2 separate regions of the Homo sapiens genome follow, and region 1 is linked to region 2. The links are chromatin contacts, found by Hi-C or POLR2A ChIA-PET in ENCODE. All regions are on one chromosome and are shown on one strand. Each heading gives the region's core, a stretch centred on a gene start or an enhancer-like site at or near the end of the contact. The rest is flanking DNA. Distances are from core to core; before and after follow the strand shown.

The links. Hi-C counts contacts between places; a loop is a spot of excess contacts on that map. ChIA-PET counts read pairs that join two places held with the same protein, here RNA polymerase II (POLR2A). Pooled maps may share reads with other maps.
Region 1: a loop to region 2 is called in a map of PC-3, with 2.4 times the contacts of the local background. The contact joins the enhancer-like site here to the promoter of LIPG in region 2. A Hi-C loop is called at or near these places in 3 of 168 maps with a recorded cell type or tissue (MCF 10A, PC-3 and dorsolateral prefrontal cortex), 4 of 37 single-sample maps with no recorded cell type and 3 of 50 pooled maps. POLR2A ChIA-PET finds 5 or more read pairs at or near these places in 6 of 52 experiments (H1, MCF 10A, PC-9 and 1 more).

What each region holds. Positions count from the first base shown.
Region 1 is chr18:49,607,394-49,610,351 of GRCh38, reverse strand. No RefSeq gene overlaps it. Among named protein-coding and RNA genes, the nearest start is that of LIPG, 47 kb to the right of the region's middle. RefSeq lists an enhancer at 98-1,297. Within about 2 kb of position 1,316, at least 4 of the 41 ENCODE cell types and tissues checked have a DNase peak (open chromatin) inside an H3K27ac peak, as active enhancers do; they include PC-3 and PC-9, where a contact is called at or near this core.
Region 2 is chr18:49,560,674-49,563,649 of GRCh38, reverse strand. It overlaps LIPG (lipase G, endothelial type), which reads right to left and starts at 1,593. Exons shown (of 10, transcript NM_006033.4): 1 at 1,245-1,593. The coding sequence starts at 1,341. RefSeq lists an enhancer at 886-1,386.

The DNA of each region.
Region 1 (2,958 bases), core at 67-2,566, 47 kb before region 2:
TTGCCTATTTTTAATTGGGTTGTCTTTTTATTTTTGAGCTGTAAGAGCCTGGAGGGCTATTAAAGTCATTCATACTTGGGCTTCAAAACAGTTCAATTAAATCAGAACACTGGAGTGGGCCTGGGATCAGTATTTTTTTAAATTCCCCTGATCTGTAGTCAGGGTTGGAAATCACTGGTTTATGCCATCTGGCCACGCAGGAACAGAGATGCCACGTAACAGCCCACATCATTTATGAGCTCACCCGATCACCATCAGGCCTGTCTGGGCCTGTTCCTCATCATACATTAAGTGCCTTTTTTGTGCCAACCACAGTGTTAAAGTGAGGAGAGGTGGAAGTCAAGAGCAAATGGAGATAAATAAGATGCAGCTACTGTGTATAAGAGCCTTCAGCCTCATAGAGAAGATGGGCCCCGCACAAATCATTACAACACAAAGTGCTCCAATGGATACATGTGCAGAGTGTCAAAGGGCTTCAAGAAAGAGAAAAGCAACTCATTCCTTCCTGAGTGCATCAGTATCACTGAAGGTGGGTTGATGGTCACCCGGGCCTCTGCTCTAAGGACAGTCCCCTAGCAGCAGACAGAGTTAGCACCCATGGGAGCTTGTTAGAAATGTAGAGTCCCAGGCCCCACCCCAGACTTACTGAATCAGAATCAAGTTTAACTAGGTCCCCAGGTGACTCATGTGTACATTAAAGTTTGAAATGCACTGACCTCAAGTGATGTCAATTAAGAAGCATCCAGAACATCTGCCCACCTAAAACAAAATAAAAGCTACTGCAATGAGCTCATTAAATTGTTCCATAAGGTAACTGACTTCCTCTCTGTATCCCACATATTAAATAACTCTTAGTCATATATATCTTAGCAGGAATTTACCAGAATGGTTTCACCTATGCCATTCTCTTTCTGAAGCTTCTCTGCCAGCCAAGTTACTAAGGAACAGGAGTTGGAACCAGATTGAGGCAATATTGGCACTTGGGACACAAGCACAGTTGAAATTGAAGTATAGCAGCAACAGAGAAAGCAGAAAACAGCTCAGTGATTTCCTTCAAAGCCAGTCCTTACTTTACAATTTTATAGCCGATTTGTAGAGGCAAGTGTCTTGCCCAGCATCACACAATAAATTACTGGCCGGCAATAGCCAGTTTAAAATTTGGGTGAAATGACCCATTTGACTCTATTCAACACATTAGATCATACCTGATCTTGATCCTTCAACAGGCTAAATCACAACCTATCCCCTGACTGTGGGGCTTTCCAAGGTTGAATGATCCACGCCCCAGTCTCATATTGGGTTACATCTAATTCCCAAGTATCTTCCTACATAAAAGGTCCCACGTCTTCCCAGAGGTGATTCAGCCCAGTGTTTTGTGAGCTTTGCTGCTGGAGAAATCTTTTCATTTAACTTAAATGCCATATGCCACAATGGGAGATGAGAATTCTTAGGGGCAACTGATTTCCTTGTGCCAGATTTCCATGCTGAAATGCCAAATGAGATCCTCCTGCTCTCAGCCCCTCAGTCTCACAGACTAAGACCCCAAATGAGACCTCAGGTGTAATGCTCAGTGAGGGGTGAAGAGATGTGTGAATATACAGTATGGCTGGTTCTATTAAAGCCTTAATTCAAAATCCCTTTGGGCCACTGCCAAAAGCCCTTCTGAGCTCCAAATCCTAAGACTTAAGCCTAACTCTTTTCTTCTCTTCCCCCTCACTGACTGGGCATTAACAAAGAGCCAGGAACTTCAGAATTTGTCCATTCAAGTATCAAGTGCCTACTCGCTTCAGCCTCTGCAGTGTCCAGGCCAGGCCCCCTCCTTATCTCCCTACACAGCCCTCAGCTGTGGTCCTAGGAGCACTCCAGGAGGTACAAACTCAGCTGCAGCTTCCCTCCTTCAACACTCAGAATCTTACACATGGGCTCTCCTTACTCATTTTTAACCACTTTATTGAGATAGCATTAACATACCATACAATTTGCCCATTTAAGAGTACAAGTCAGCAGTAGTTAGTATGTTCACAGAGTTGTACAACCATCAGTACAATCCATTTCAGAACATTTTTATCACACCAAAAAGAAACCCTGTACCATTTAGCCGTCACTCCCTTATGTCCCTCACCCAGCCCTAGCCCCAGTCCCTCAACCAAAGGAAACCACTAATTGACTTTCTGTCTCTATAGATTTGCCTATTCTGGACGTTTCTGTTGTTGGGGCTCAGAAAACAATATCCAAAAATGAAGGCCTCAGATGCAACAGTTTTCACTGACCTTATCCTGCCCTCCTGTCTCTGGCCTCTCATTCTCTCCCCTAGGCTAGCCATAGAAACTAGACTCCCTCTTCCCCAAGGAGGGTCATAGAAACCAGAACCCCTTTCCCCAAAGCCAGCCATAAAACCTGAAGATATCATATTACTCTAACTTTCTCCCTGCCTGTCTGTGTAAAAACTGCTCATAAAGAATTATCTCAGCCGGGCGCCGTGGCTCATGCCTGTAATCCCAGCACTTTGGGAGGCCGAGGTGGGTGGATCACGAGGTCAGGAGATCAAGACCATCTTGGCTAACATGGTGAAACCCCATTTCTACTAAAAATACAAAAAATTAGCCAGGCGTGGTGGTGGGTGCCTGTAGTCCCAGCTACTCGGGAGGCTGAGGCGGGAGAATGGTGTGAACCCAGGAGGCGGAGCTTGCAGTGAGCCGAGATGGCGCCACTGCACGGCAGCCTGGTCAACAGGAGTGAGACTCTGTCTCAAAAAAAAAAAAAAAAAAAAAAAAAGAATTATCTCACCTACCTAAATGCATGATGGTGGACATTTAGGTTGATTCCATTTATTTGCTATTGTGAATACTGCTGCAATGAACATACATGTAGAATTATATTTTCGAGGTTCATCTACATCAGAACATAATTCCGATGTTACTCCATTGTATTCATAGGCCATATTTTGCTTAACCTTTC
Region 2 (2,976 bases), core at 344-2,843:
GCACCACCTTCCCCCACCAACATGCCCCACCTTCCTCCTCTGCTTGATTTTTCTCCATAATACTGAGCACCACTGATACTTTAATCAGTGCACTGTCTGTCTTCCCACCACTGAAATGTAAGTGTCACAAGGGCACAGATTGCCATCTATTTTGTCCACTGCTCTCTCCCCTGCTCCCAGAATAGTGTCTGACACTAAGTAGGTATGCAGTAAATACTTTTTGCAATGAAGGAAATGACTCACACATACTCAGAGGCCCAGAACACAGAAGTTAGAAGGAACTTTAGCATTTTACAGGTGAGGAGCCAGAGATGAGACCTGCCCTAGGCAATGCTTCTAGTTAGCACCAGAGTTGGAAACATGTTGAGTAAAGCAAGGCTTTCCATTCATTCACAGTAACCCTCCCACACATACACAAGCCCACACAGACCATTTGGCACAACCTCAGCAGACTAGAAGATGAGATGATGGGGTTCAGTTTAGAGGCTCCCCAGCCCTCCACTGCTTATCAGCTGACTTAGTTCTCACTCTGATTCTGACTCCCCCAGAGCTGACTGACTCTGGCTCCCCCAGGGCAAGCTGCCTCCACTGGCAAAGGCTGCCATACAGAACCCAAGAGGAAGAGAAGCTAAAAGCCAGGAGGAGGAAAGGGAGGAGGAGTGGGAAGAGGAAGAGTCGGGGGAGCACAAGAGTGTTGAAGAGGAAAAGGCTGGCAACCTGGGGGAATAGGCCCGGCAGCTTCTAAGCACAAGCGACCCACCAGACGCTCCCTGCAAGCACGAATCAAACCAAAGCCAGCTACCCTGCCACCTGAACTTTCAAGACACCTACACCAAGATTAAAAGGCAGCTCCAGGAGACACAGCTCTGACAGCCTTCTTGCCTCTCAAACCTCCAGGTTCAGGCATGAGGACAAGGTTTCAGAGCTGCTGCCAGGCCGCTCGGCTGGCTGGACAGCACCAGCACTGGCTTAGGGAGCCGTATAAGGGAAGGAGGTGGGGGTGGGAGGGCTGGCAAGAGCCAGCGCACCCTGCCAGCCTTTGCCTTTTGCATGACTTGCCGGGAATGCCCCCATCAGACCAGCAGAGAGACAGGTGGACTCCAAGGTGGATTGGAGGAGAGAATGGGCAGCGCAGTGGGAAAGGAAGAATTTCATAGGAACAAGGAGGGTTTGAAGAATCAGCAAGACAGAGGGGACCCAGCACAGAGAAGTGGCTGGGGGGAATAAAAACAAATTCACGTTACCTTCCAGCCGTCCCTCTGGACCAAAAGGTACGGGGCTCCCCGCAGCAAAGCAATAGCAGAGGCTCCAGAAACAGAGCAGAGGAACGGAGTTGCTCATCCTGCCCCGCCACACCCCCTCCCAAGAAACAGAAGTTTTAAAAAACAAAAACCACCTCTTGGTGTTTCCAGCAATCCCGGCCGGTAAGACCCTTCTCTCGGCCAGGGGCTGGGGGACTGGAGGCAGAGAAGGTGGAAAATGAAAACTTGGCGGCACGGAGCCCGGGCGGTGGCAGGGAGCGAGTGTCAACGGCTTGCCCCAGAACGAGATCTGCCCTCGTCCTGAGCCGCCGGGAGGCAAGGACTCGCTGCTGTCACGCTCCTATAGAGGTAGTTTTTAAAAGTATGGGAGTCATCTGACCCATCGCCAGATGGTGATTTGCATAATTTATTCCCGTCTCTGGGCTCTGATTGGTCACACCTTGCTGACGCCGGAACCGAGACTGGAGAAAGTTTGAATGAAAGCGCTGCACACTCACCGCGTGGACGCCGCACGCTCGGCCCCGCTTCCTCCCGGGCCCGCTCCGCAGGCAGCTGCGACTCCAGCAGCTCCAGCTTTCTCCCACTGCCCTCCTCCGGACACCCAGATCCTCCTCTCCCCACTGCCATCCCAAGTGGCGGAGGCGGACATTTCCCTGAAACTCTGCGTCCGCTGGGGAGGCGATCCCTGGAGAAGGAGAGCATCCTCTCCAAGGCTCAAAGCCACACTCTCTCTGGGAGTGGTCTATCCGCTCCCTGGGCCGGGAGTCCGTCGGGGGAGAGCCACCTGGTCATCCCCTTTGTCCTCCTCTTCTCCCTCCCTTCCCGCCTAGCGAGGGCCGCAACAGGTGCAGAAGGCGCGGCCGCACAATAACCCGGCGGAGCTAAGGGGCTGTGAGCTGCGGCCGGCGCTGGAGGATCGCACAGTACCTGCTCGGAATGCTCGCTCCGCCACTAGCTGCAAAACTCCAAGCGAGCCAGCCAGCTTCTCCGAGGCGGTTCTCTCGTCCGCAATACGTGGGTGATAATGTATCGGCGGCTTAGGGATGTTGGGAAAACTAAGAGTTCACGTAGCAAAGCACTTAGCGAGGCGCGGAGCTCGTGGCAGGCGCTCTCCTACGGTGGGGTGGAGGGCTACGGGAACACCAGGCGACCTCCTCAAAGGGACCAGTGAGCCGAGATTTGGAGTCTAAGACGCGTGGCCAGAGCCCAGTGTCTGCCGATGAGCACTCACTCCTTGGCGAGTGAAATCAAGCATCTCCTTTCTCTCTGTTCTCCATCATTTCCTCCCGGCTCTCCTTCCCTTTATTGATCCGGGTCCTGCGGCAGAAAGCAGCGAGCGGAGGGAGAACTTGGCCCGGAGTCTGCGTCTGGCGCTGGGGAGCGGGGACTGAGCCCGGAACACCGACGGGGCGGCTGCGCCAACAACCACTGCGGACGCAGGGCGGGTACGAGAGGCTGAGAGGCTGCGTCCCGCCATCCAGCCTCGCTCCAGCCGGGAGGATCCGGCTCTTTAAGACGATACCCTTAACCCTGCAGTCGCCCGGAACAGGTCCTGCCCCTGCCTGGGGAGGGAAAACCCCCACAGCAGTCCCGCGCCCCTTCCTCCCTAGCGTCGAGGATCCAGCTGGAGAGACCTGTGCGAGGAAACCGAGCCGGAGCCAGCAGATCCTGTTCCGACCTCGCCTCATTACTTTTGTTACTCCAGCTGCCAGCA